Regions from separate parts of the Homo sapiens genome. Here region 1 is linked to region 2. Evidence: read pairs that join two places in POLR2A ChIA-PET (ENCODE). Cell type or tissue: OCI-LY7. All regions are shown on one strand. Each heading gives the region's core, and the rest is flanking DNA. Links, peaks and the distances in the headings are about the cores only. Region 1 overlaps TM9SF4 (transmembrane 9 superfamily member 4). Region 2 has its middle 15 kb from the start of HCK.

The links. ChIA-PET counts read pairs that join two places held together with the same protein. Peaks named below come from ENCODE experiments on the same cell type or tissue, not always from the same donor. Only the 100,000 strongest peaks of a DNase experiment are listed, where the experiment ranks them.
Region 1: POLR2A ChIA-PET joins it to region 2 with 5 read pairs; 3 of 35 experiments call an interaction of 5 or more read pairs at or near these places.

Annotation. Positions count from the first base shown.
Region 1 is chr20:32,117,388-32,120,203 of GRCh38, forward strand. The region is part of intron 1 of TM9SF4 (transmembrane 9 superfamily member 4); the gene reads left to right. Among named protein-coding and RNA genes, the nearest start is that of TM9SF4, 9.1 kb to the left of the region's middle. In OCI-LY7, for the core only: no CTCF peak of the experiment used is centred there; no DNase peak of the experiment used is centred there.
Region 2 is chr20:32,035,373-32,038,188 of GRCh38, forward strand. No RefSeq gene overlaps it. Among named protein-coding and RNA genes, the nearest start is that of HCK, 15 kb to the right of the region's middle. RefSeq lists an enhancer at 2,726-2,795. In OCI-LY7, for the core only: no CTCF peak of the experiment used is centred there; a DNase peak (open chromatin) is centred at 1,569; H3K27ac peaks cover 503 bases.

The DNA of each region.
Region 1 (2,816 bases), core at 111-2,610, 82 kb after region 2:
ATGGGAAAGGAGATTGCAAGGCAGAGGGCTCCAGAAAAAGTTAACTTCTGGTTACAGAGAAATGCAAGTGAATGAAATAATTTTTCGTTCTCAGGGAAACTTCCTGTTTTCTTTGGAAGATGTTAATTGTTCACACCTTTCAAACTGGGTGGGGTGAATTTGGAGTGGCTGGGGGTACTTTTGAGTCCTAGCAGCCCTTCATTAGACAGCTGTTTGGGGGAGATATTTCTGAGTGCCCAACCCACCCCCGCCCCCCCAAGAATAAAACAGATGGGGAGGGAAAGACCTTGATTCTTGGTTCTCTTGAGCTTTATAACATTCCAGGTCACCTGTATCTTTGCCAGTGATGGCGTGTTAGATTACAGCACAAAAGGCTTCTAGATTGCCATCACCTTGTTCCTTGATATGCTGCCTTTGAGGTCTCTTTTGCTACTTGGAAACCAAGTAGCAAAAGCAAAATGACGTTGAATGGGCTGGTTCACATCTCTTAGGACTCTTTGCATGGCTCTGAACATGCAGAAGATGATTACTAAATATTTAATTGACTTTTCAGACTGAACCTCTCATGGGAGTTAATGAGGCAATCAATTAAAAATTAAAAGAAAATTTAAAGGAATTTCCTAAGAAGCAGGTACTTTGCTTTTTCCTTACAGAAAAGAACTGCAGGCCAAACATCCTCTATCAGGCTATCAGGAATATAGAAGGTGATGAAGTCATAGAATCATAAAAAGTTGGAACAGTGTCCAGGGGTTTTACCAGAAACCCATGAACTTCTAGTCCTTGATTCTCTGTGTATTGGAATATTTTTTCCGAGATCAGTATCTGTAGCTTTGATAAGTTTCTCAGAGGGATTTGTGACACCCTCCCCAAGATTAAAAATTGCTGATCTGTCTGCTTACCCACATACCTGGTGCCAGAATCCGCTCTGCATAATTCTTACCTTAGCCCACTTTCTGCACATCTTCTGTGGAACTCATCCCAGTATTTTCAGAGGCAACCCATTTCCTTCACTTCTTAAAATATAAATGAATATATGTCTTTAATTTTTTAATTTTTTTAGAGACAGGGTCTCACCCTGTCACCCAGGTTGGAGTGCAGTGGTGGAATCATAGCTCACTCTAACTGCAGCCGTCGGACTCCTGGGCTCAGGTGATCCTCCCACGTAATTATAGGTATTAGCTACTATGCCCAGCCTAAATGTATTTATTTTGTTGTATTTATTTATTTATTTATTTATTTATTTATTTATTTATTTATTTTTATTTTGAGACAAGGTCTCACTCTGTTGCCCAAGCTGGAGTGCAGTGGCGTGATTTCTGCTCACTGCAACCTCCACCTCCCAGGCTCAAGTGATCCTCCCACCTCAGCCTCCAGAGTAGCTGTGACTACAGGCAAGCACCACCATTCCTCATTAATTTTTTGTATTCTTTGTAGAGACGAGGTTTTGCTCAGGCTGGTCTCAAACTCTTGGGCTCAAGCGATCCACCTGCCTCGGCCTTACAAAGTGCTGGGATTATAGTCCTGAGCTACTCTGCCCGTAAATGTATTTATTTTTAATAAGGGTGATCCATGTATGTGGAAAAGAGTATTAAAAAGCTATAAAAGTATCAAAACATTATGTTGTGTGCCTACCATAAATATATTCAATTTTTACTTGTCAGTCTTTAAAAAGCTATAAAATGGATCAGGCGCAGTGGCTCACACCTGTAATCCCAGCATTTTGGGAGACTGTGTTGCTCATAAAGGAATACCTGAGGCTGAGTAATTTATAAAGAAAAGAGGTTTATTTGGCCAGATTTGGTGGCTCATGCTTGTAATGTCAGCACTTTGGGAAGCTGAGGCAGGTGGATCGCTTGAGCCCAGGAGTTCAAGACCATCCTGGGCAACATGATGAAACCCAGTCTCTATTAAAAATACAAAAATTAGGGCTGGGCACCGTGGCTCATGCCTGTAATCCCAGCACTTTGGGAGGCCGAGGCAAGCAGATTCTAGTGGGTGTGTGGTGGTACCTCACTGTGGTTTTGGTTTGCGTTTTCCTATTGACAAATGATATTAAATATATTTTATGCTTATTAGTCATTCATATATCTTCTTTGGTGAATTTCTGTACAAATCTCTTGTCCATTTTTAAATCGGATTGTCATTTTCTTATTAAGTGTTCTTTGTATATTCTGGATATAAGTTCCTTATCAGGTATGTGATTTGCAAAGAATTTTCCACTAGTCTTTGGCCCATCTTTTCATTTTCTTAGTGGTATCTTTGGAAGTGTAAAAGTTTTTAAATTTTTATGAAATTTAATTTATTATAATTTTTTTAATGGATTCTGGTTTTGGTGTTGTATCTAAGACATTTTTGCCTAACCCAAGATCACAATGATTTCTTATTTTTTCCGTATAGAGGTTTTTGAGTTTTAGCTTTTTTGTTTAGTTCTGTGATCCATTTTGACTTAATTTTTGTGTGTATGTTCTGAGGTTCCATGTGCATATGGCTACCCAGTGGTCCAAGCACTATGTTTTGAAAAGACTTATGTTTCTCTATTGAATTTGCCTTGTCAGCTTTGTTGAAAATCAATTTAGTATAAATGTAAAGATTTATTTATAGACTTTTAATTATTTTCCACTGATCTTTATGCATATTCTTACCACACTGTCTTGATATTGTAGCTTTATAATATGTTTAGAAATTATGTAGTATAAGTCCTCCAATTACGTTTTTAAGGTTGTCTTAGATGTTCTGGGTCCTTTGTATTTCCATATAAATGCTAGAATCAGCTTGTCAGTTTCTACAGAAAAACCTGCTGGAATTTTGATAAGGAT
Region 2 (2,816 bases), core at 190-2,689:
CAGGGGAGGTGAGCCATGAGCGAGAGCTTGAAGGACAAGGTTTTTGGTGGGTGAACAATAGAAGAGAGAGCCCTCCAGATGGGGACCCAGCACAAGCAAAGGCAGGGGAGCTTGAAGGAGCATGGCGTGCTCTAGGACTGGCAACCGGTTAGCACTCGTGCAGCACTTAGGCTCCCTGGCCAGAGGGTCGGAGGGTTTTTAATCCGAGCTCTGCCATCTGCTTGTTCGGTGACCTTGGGAAAGCCCCTAAAATGTCCCTGGGTCTTGGTTTCCTCATCTGTAAAGTGGGGTTGATAATAGCCTCACCCTCGTAGATCCCATAGATTGTCATGAGTCTTAAGATATTTCACGTAAAAGTATATGTAGAAAGTGCTCAATTAGTGACCATTGTGATAGCTGGAGGAACACGGAGTGTGTGAGGTGGGGGACGAGGTGGGTGGGTAGGAGTTGCAGGAGAGGAAACCAGAGAAGTGGATAGATTAGAAGCCCTTGAAGGGCAGGCTAGGAAGCATAGGCAATGGGAGGCTATCTAATGTTTGTTGTTGTTATTGTTGTTTTTGTTATCGTTGTTTGAGGCGGGTTCTCACTCTGTCACCCAGCTGGAGTGCAGTGGAACAATCAAAGCTCACTGCAGCCTCCAGCTCCTGGGCTCAAGCCATTCTCAGCCTTCAAAGTAGCAGAATTACAGGTGTGCGCCACCAGGCCTGGCTATTTCTAAATTTTTTTTGTAGAGACGTGCTCTCTTTATGTTGCCCAGGATGGTCTTGAACTCCTGAGCTCAAGGGATCCACCCGCCTGAGCCTCCCAAAGTGCTGAGATTACAGGCGTGAACAAAGGTGCCCCACCTGGGAACAAGCCAGGGGACCTGCATTTTCTTGAAGCGAATCAAGCTGCTGGAGAGGAGGATCAATAGGAAAACAGAGGAGCGTCTGGAAGCAGGGAAGTGGGGAGGAGGCTGGAACCAGGACCACATGAGAGATGGTAAGACCTGACTGAGCTGGGGTAAGAGGAAGGAAGAGGAGAGAGTAGGTTCAAAGAGGAAAGAAGAGAAAGAGAACTCTGCCTACCCCCACCCCCACTCAGAAATAGTAGCCCCTCACATTCTTTGACCAAATTCATTCGTTCATTCATTCATTCATTCCACAACCATTTATTTAGCATTTAAACCCTGGCCTCTTGGAGTTTACATTCTAGGAGTTTATATTACTATTAAATGTTACTAGGAGCTTCCAGATGCAGTAACGACCCAATCAGGTCTAAATGGCCAGAAATTGATGGCCCTCTTGGTGGGTCCTCCCACTTGACTTGTTGCTTATCCTCAGGTATTTCAGAGCAGGGGCAGAGGGGTCTTAAAGCCAGGCCAGCCTGTTCTGCCCACTTCCTACCTTGGGGAGTTCACTGTCTCCTATGGCAGCCCCTTCTATCCAATGCAAGAGCTAACATCCACCTCCTTGTCCCCCCACTCCCTGCCCGCCGTCCCCAGGGCCCCCCACCTGGCTTCTAACATCACCTTTAAGAGCCCTACACGGTATCCCTGATGCCTCAGCCACTGGGCAGCCCTGCAGCAACGTGCAGAAAATGATGCAATCTGCAGAAACTTCTCAACTTCTCATTTATATCTAAAAGCAGACTGTTCTCAAAAAAAATATTTTCAAAGCCTATCATGCAGACAAAGGGGGAGTGCGTTTGATGTGTAAAGACCTACAAGTAAATAAGACCAACAGCCTAATAGAAAAATAGGCAAATTATTTATACAGACAGTTCACAGAAAATACAAACGACTCTAAAACGTGTGACAAGATGTTCAACCTCACTCATAAGATAAATGCAAATTAACACAACACCGAGCAACCATTTTTCAATTAAGAGATTGGCAAAGTTTGGAAAAGTGTGATCACTCACTATGTGGGTGTAGGTGTGAGGAAACAGACACTCTCACACATTCCTGGTGGGAGAGCAAGTTGGTATAAACCCTACTGAGCAATATCTACCAGGATGCAGGAGCCCTTTGATGCAACAATTCCACTGCCAAGAATTTCTCCGGCATTTATACCCACACGAGTGGAAACCAATGTGCAAGGAAAGTCATTGCAGCTTTGTCTCTAATAACAAGAGTTTGGAAATAAACCAAATGTTCAGTGATAGGGGTCTGGTTAAATGAACTGTGGCTCATGCAGGCAATAAAATACCATGCAGCCATAAATAAGAACTAGGTAGCTCTGTGCACCGATACAGAATTATTTCCAAGATAGAGTAAGTGAAAAAAAAAAAAAAAAGCAAAGTACAGAACAATGCACTTTGAATAGTGCTGTATTTTTGTTTAAGGAGGCGGGAAATGTCTTTTAAGTATAGAATAGTTCTGGAAGGTACACAAAACAAGTTATAGTTGTGCTTCTGAGCTGGAGGAGTGTGTGGCTATAGAATAAAGAGGGAAGGAGACTTTCTCTGCATGATGTGTCCTAAATGTTATGTCATGAATATGAATTACAGCAGAGCAATTTTTTCAAAAACCACTATTCCAGTATTGTGGTATTTACTGAACTCTATAGACACTATCTGTTTCCATATCTGTCTGACCCCTCCAACCCCACGCCTACTCTCAACACTCACGCTTACACACACACACACACATGCACACACACACACACACGCACACACACACACACACACAGAATCTTGGAAAGGGAGGCTGGTTCTGACTCATTCCTACATTCCCTGGAGCTCAGCACAGCACCAAGCACAGAGCCTCCTGCCAACAATCATATGAGTGAACTATCTTGGAAACAGATCCCCCAGCCCCAGTCCAGCCTTCAGAT